2 separate regions of the Homo sapiens genome follow, and region 2 is linked to region 1. A link is an interaction called in ENCODE POLR2A ChIA-PET data of the cell type or tissue named here. Cell type or tissue: PC-9. All regions are shown on one strand. Links, peaks and the distances in the headings refer to the core of each region. The heading gives the core; the rest is flanking DNA. Region 1 overlaps MTHFD1L (methylenetetrahydrofolate dehydrogenase (NADP+ dependent) 1 like). Region 2 overlaps MTHFD1L (methylenetetrahydrofolate dehydrogenase (NADP+ dependent) 1 like).

Region 1 (2,919 bases), core at 238-2,737:
TCTGGTTTTTAAAAGTATGTAGTATGCACCTCCTCCTCTGATATGGTTTGGCTGTGTCCCCACCCAAATCTCATCTTGAATTGTACTCCCATAATTCCCACGTGTTGTAGGAGGGACCCAGTGGGAGATAATTTGAATCATGGGGGTGGTTTTCCCCATACTCTTCTCATGGTAGTAAATACGTCTCATGAGATCAGATGGTTTTATCAGGGGTTTCCGCTTTTGCATCTTCCTGATTTTCTCTTGCTGCTGCCATGTAAGAAGTGCTTTTCACCTCCCGCCATGATTTTGAGGCCTCCCCAGCCATGTGGAACTGTAAGTCCAATTAAACCTCTTTTTCTTCCCCGTCTCGTGTATGTCTTTATCAGCAGTGCGAAAATGGACTAATACGCCCTCCCTCTCTCTTGCTCCTGCTCTGGCCATGTAAGATATATGTGATTCCCCTTCCCCTTCTACTATAATTGTAAGTTTCCTGAGGCCTTCCAGAAGGCCTTCCAAGCAAATGCCAGCATCATACTACCTGTACAGTCCGTGGAAGTGTGAGACAATTAAACTTCTTTTCTTTATAAATTACCCAGTCTCAGGTATTTCTTTATAGCAGTGTGAGAATGGACTAATACATATCATTTGGTAAAATTTTTGTGACAGTGTTCTTGAGAGTTGCAATCCTAGTTTAAATTATTTGAATTCTTACTGTCAAATGACAGCATATCACTAGTTTTTAAAAGAATGCAATGTAAGACATGATTAAAAAAATTAAAATATTAGTAAACTGATACTAATAAGCTATTAGTAATAACTTAATTTGGACCACTGAAACCAAATTAACAAGGAAATTTATACAGTGCTGCATATTCTAAATGACATGAACCTTTACTTTTTTTAAAAAAAGCAAAATATTAAATACATTGTATTGAGAACTAATTAAAATTTGAAATGGAAAACTGGCAATATACTTCAGGGATAGATCTAGAATATCCAGAATTTACAGGAAAAAATAAATAAAAGAAAACAGTGATAGGTACAATGGATTTTGGAATTACTAAAGTTCAAGAGTCACAAGCAAAGATCCTAATTTTATATCAATTGCTTTGGCATAATGAAAATTACACGGATGTCCAATTTCTCTAAAGCTGACTTTTCTTACATGTTCAGAATTTCATTGGACTTCTTCCTTTCTTGGGTTTGATTTTTCAAATATAAATGTATATTGTGCCAAGATGGAGTCTGAAAGCTGTTTTGTGTGCAGGTGACATGGCAACAAGGAAGTGGAGGGAGGAATGCAGGAAGTGGACCAGCATTTATTGGCAGCTACCATCAAAGAGGCACTGCCCCGAGGTATCATCTCAGTCATTCCTCCCAACAGCCTTGCTCCCAATTTACCCACAAAGAAATTGGGAATCTTATTAATTAATCAGAGAGCTTATTTCCTCAAAGTCACACAGCCTGTAAGTGCAATGCAATTAAGAATTTCTTTTTTTTTTTTTTTTGAGATGGAGTTTCGCTCTTGGTGCCCAGGCTGGAGCGCGATCTCAGCTCACCGTAACCTCCACCTCCTGGGTTCAAGCGATTCTCCTGCCTCAGCCTCCTGAGTAGCTGGGATTACAGGCATGCGCCACCATGCCCGGCTAATTTTGTATTTTTAGTAGAGATGGGGTTTCTCCACGTTGGTCAGGCTGGTCTCGAACTCCCCACCGCAGGTGATCCGCCTGCCTCAGCCTCCCAAAGTGCTAGGATTACAGGCGTGAGCCACCGCATCCGGCCAAGAATTTTTTTTACAAAAACAGCTCCCTTGTCCTTGAGTTAGGTTAATCCTGACTCCAAAGTCCATGTTCTTTCCACTACATTTTTTTTTTAATTTTTTGAGATGGAGCTTTGCTCTTGCTGCCCAGGCTGGAGTGCAATGGCGTGATCTCGGCTCACTGCAACCTCTGCCTCTTGGATTCAAGCGATTCTCCTGCCCCAGCCTCCCAAGTAGCTGGGATTACAGGTGCCTGCCACCATGCCCGGCTAACTTTTGTATTTTTAATAGAGATGAGGTTTCACTATGTTGCTCAGGCTGGTCTCGAACTCCTGACTTCAAGTGATCCACTGGCCTCGGCCTCCCAAAGTGCTGGGATTACAGGCATGAGCCACACCACGCCCAGCCTCCAGTAAGTTCTAATGTCTCCCTTCAGAGCCATACGAGAGAAAGTCTCAAGGTCCCTCGGGACCCCCAGCACATCAGCATCCCAGGGCTCTTCCCCTCTTCCACACTAAATAGAATTACATTAGCTTAAAATGATGCTATAAATTACTCTGAGCCACAGAGTTGCTGTTTTGATACTGTTTTCTGAGCCTAAGACGGAAGACCAGCTTCTCCTTGGTCCCATTTGTTACATCAGTAAATAAGTCCTAATATTTAGGGTACAAAATGATTTTGCTTATGATGAAATCTGCTGTTTAGCAAGCAGGGCACTACAAGAGCAGTGCGTAGTTTTTTCATTTGAAATAATTTTTTTAGGCCAGACATGGTGGTTTACACCAGTAATCTCAGCACTTTTTGGAGGTGGAGGCGGGAGGACTATTTGAGGCCGGGAGTTCAAGACCAGCCTGGGCAACACAGTGAGAACCCTGCCTCAACAACAACAAAAAAAATTGTTTTAATTAGCTGAGGAGGGAGGATTGCTGGAGCCCAGGAGTTTGAGGCTGTGATCGTGCCACTGTACTCTAGCCTGGGCAACAGAGCAAGACTTTTTCTAAGAAATAGGTTTTTTTGGTTGTCTTTTTTTTTTTTTTTAAAGTAGTTACTCTTACAGCTAGAAAACAGAATGTTGAAATTTCCTTGTTTTAAAATCTAAACATTGGACTCATGCAATAGTAGAGTGAACAGAACCAACTAGCTGGGTATAATTGTTTTCTGAGCTCTGTGTCTGGGAT
Region 2 (2,919 bases), core at 137-2,636, 52 kb before region 1:
GCAGCTTCCTTCCAATCCTAGGAAGTACTGGGTTGAGTTCCTTCTAAGTCCTCTTTCTCTGTTCCTGGATGAAGAAAAGACAGAGAAGAGAGAGAATAGGGATGATGCATGAGAACTAGCGGAAAACATGTGCCAAAAAAAGGCCACAAGGCTAAAGTTTGTTATTATTTTTTAATGTGATGTCAATATTCACATTCTTTTCTTTCTTTTTTTGAGAACGGAATCTCTCTCTGTTGCCCAGGCTGGAGGCTCACTGCAACCTCTGCCTCCAGGGTTCAAGCGATTCTTCTGCCTCAGCCTCCCCAGTAGCTGGGACTACAGGCATGCACCACCACACACGGCTAATTTTTTTTGTATTTTTAGCAGAGATGGGGTTTCACCATATTGGCCAGGCTGGTCGCGAACTCCTGACTTCATGATCTGCCTGCCTCGGCCTCTCAAAGTGCTAGCATTACAGGCGTGAGCCACCGTGCCCGGCCTTTGTTTCTTTTTTTCCCAATTCCTTCTCACTTTGTAAAGACCTTAAGTGGTGTCTTGGTGTTTTCAACATATTAGTTATTGGAAGGCTATAACATAAGCAAATGCTTGTAACGGTAGCTCTAGGGGGGGAAAACAGGGCGCTATCCCTTGCTGTACATAGCATCGGAAAACAGTGCCATTTTACCACAGTATGCCATGGCGCTAACAGATGCAGTGGTAGAATCCAGAGAATCTTCCTCACTCTAAAGTGCGTTACATTCTCCCCGTACTTTTATCAACAACAGTAGTAAATGTTTCTCTCATGTGATTGGTTTCTATTTTTATAATATTTAATCATTTAAAAGGTGTAAGAAAATCCAATCTATTTTCTTCCTTAACTTCAAATTGACAGATAAAACTGTATGTATTTATTGTGTATAACATGATGTTTTGAAGTATATGCTGTGGAATGATTAAACCTAGTTAATTAACATATGCATTACCTCACAGTTATCATTTTGGTGGTGAGAATACTTTATAACCACTCTTAGCAATTTTCAGGAATACACTATTACTAACTATATTCCTACGTAACTGGAATCTACCTCAGTGTATAAAACACACATGATATGAATGCAACCCACTCATTATACATACACGAAGATGGTTCACTTTGAAAGCTGCAGGACAGGCTGGGCATGGTGGCACACACCTGTAATCCCAACACGTTGGGAGGCCAAGGCGGGTGGATCACCTGGGGTCAGGAGTTCGAGACCAGCCTGGCCAACATAGCAAAACCCCATCTCTACTAAAAATACAAAAATTAGCCAGGCATGGTGGCAGGTGCCTGTCATCCCAGCAACTCGAGAGGCTGAGGCAGGAGAATCACTTGAACCTGGGAGTTGGAGGTTGCAGTGAGCTTAGATTGCACCATTGCATTCCAGCCTGGGCAATAGAGCAAGACTCCATCTCAAAAAAAAAAAAAAAAAAAGAAAAGAAAAGAAAAAAGAAATCTTCAGGACAGGAAGGCTCAGTGAGAGTTGTCCTGTTGTGCTAATGCAGAGCAGGTGGAAGAAGAGGAGTAGTTTTCCTACTTCTCTGTACACTATCCTTGCTTACACTTCCCAACCAAATAAACTGATTCAAAACACTAAAGGAGGAAGGAAGTTAAGAGGGATGTTTCTGTTGGATGTCTCAGGTAGGCTTCTACCTGCTCATTTTTCTGGGACACATCTCAGCGCCTGTGCTGTCACGTGCAGGGCAAGCTCTGCCACCCTCTGTGTGCTGCTAGCATTCCACACTCTGTGTCCATGTGGGGAAGGCTCAGATGGATTCTTCCAGGGTATATCAGAATCATGCATGTGGCAGAAACCTTCAGCAGTTCCTAAAATCCTCCCTCAATTTTCTATGGGTGGCCAACTCTCAATAGCTCCCACTGGATGAAGCACAATTTAATAAATTAGTTACTTTTTGCAAACAAGAAACACAAAAGATAACTAAAAAGAGTTTATTAAAAAGATAAATAAAGAGTTTATTTAAAAAGGTAACTAAAAAGAGTAATCTTTGGGTTTGTTCCAGATCCAAGATTTTTATCATACACTCACACAAAAATACATTTAAGGGCTGGGTGTGGTGGCTCATGCCTGCAATCCCAGCACTTTGGGAGGTCGAGGTGGGCAGATCACCTGAGGAGTTCGAGACCAGCCTGGCCAAAATGGTGAAACCCCATCTCTACTAAAAATACAAAAATTAGCCGGGTGTGGCAGTGGGCACCCATAATCCCAGCTACTTGGGAGGCTGAGGCAGGAGAATCACTTGAATCTGGGAGGCAGAGGTTGCAGTGAGCCAAGATCACGGCATTGTACTCCAGCCTGGGCAACAAGAGCGAAACTCCATCTCAAAAACAAAATAAATAAATAAAAATAAATAAATAGATTTAAGGAAGCAGTATTTGAGGATTAAGTTTTAAAACTGTTCCTGACACATATTTATTGCCATACAAATTAATAAAATACAGAGCAATGTATTTAGACAGAAACTGTAGTATGTCAGTTTAGATAGAAATAGTGAGATTTTGGTAATTTTAATAAAGCAGCACTTTTATAGCAACCTGAGGGTTTTCTCTTCAATTTTTATACTAAGTATTCCATAGGCTGCGACATACGTTGATCTATTGAATTTACTTGACAAGACTTCTGAGATGAGTTAGATTCATTTCTTCAAAAGCAGCTGAAAAACAATCCGGACACTTTGAAAAAGAATTCAAATTATACCCTAAGCCCTTGAAATTAATAAAATATGACTTTGCCTCTCTCTGTTCACAACTGCTTACCAATCACCAGTGTGCATTTTAAGTTCCATTATTGTAGGAGATTCAGTATATGGGAAAGTAAACTTAAATTTGGAGTAATGGCTATCTTAGAGGCCTGTGTCCACACCCATGCACTTATATACAAAAAT

The links. Peaks named below come from ENCODE experiments on the same cell type or tissue, not always from the same donor. Only the 100,000 strongest peaks of a DNase experiment are listed, where the experiment ranks them.
Region 2: POLR2A ChIA-PET joins it to region 1 with 16 read pairs; 5 of 35 experiments call an interaction of 5 or more read pairs at or near these places.

The regions. Positions count from the first base shown.
Region 1 is chr6:150,909,127-150,912,045 of GRCh38, reverse strand. The region is part of intron 8 of MTHFD1L (methylenetetrahydrofolate dehydrogenase (NADP+ dependent) 1 like); the gene reads right to left. Among named protein-coding and RNA genes, the nearest start is that of MTHFD1L, 45 kb to the right of the region's middle. In PC-9, for the core only: no CTCF peak of the experiment used is centred there; a DNase peak (open chromatin) is centred at 1,315.
Region 2 is chr6:150,961,446-150,964,364 of GRCh38, reverse strand. The region is part of intron 18 of MTHFD1L (methylenetetrahydrofolate dehydrogenase (NADP+ dependent) 1 like); the gene reads right to left. Among named protein-coding and RNA genes, the nearest start is that of MTHFD1L, 97 kb to the right of the region's middle. In PC-9, for the core only: no CTCF peak of the experiment used is centred there; no DNase peak of the experiment used is centred there.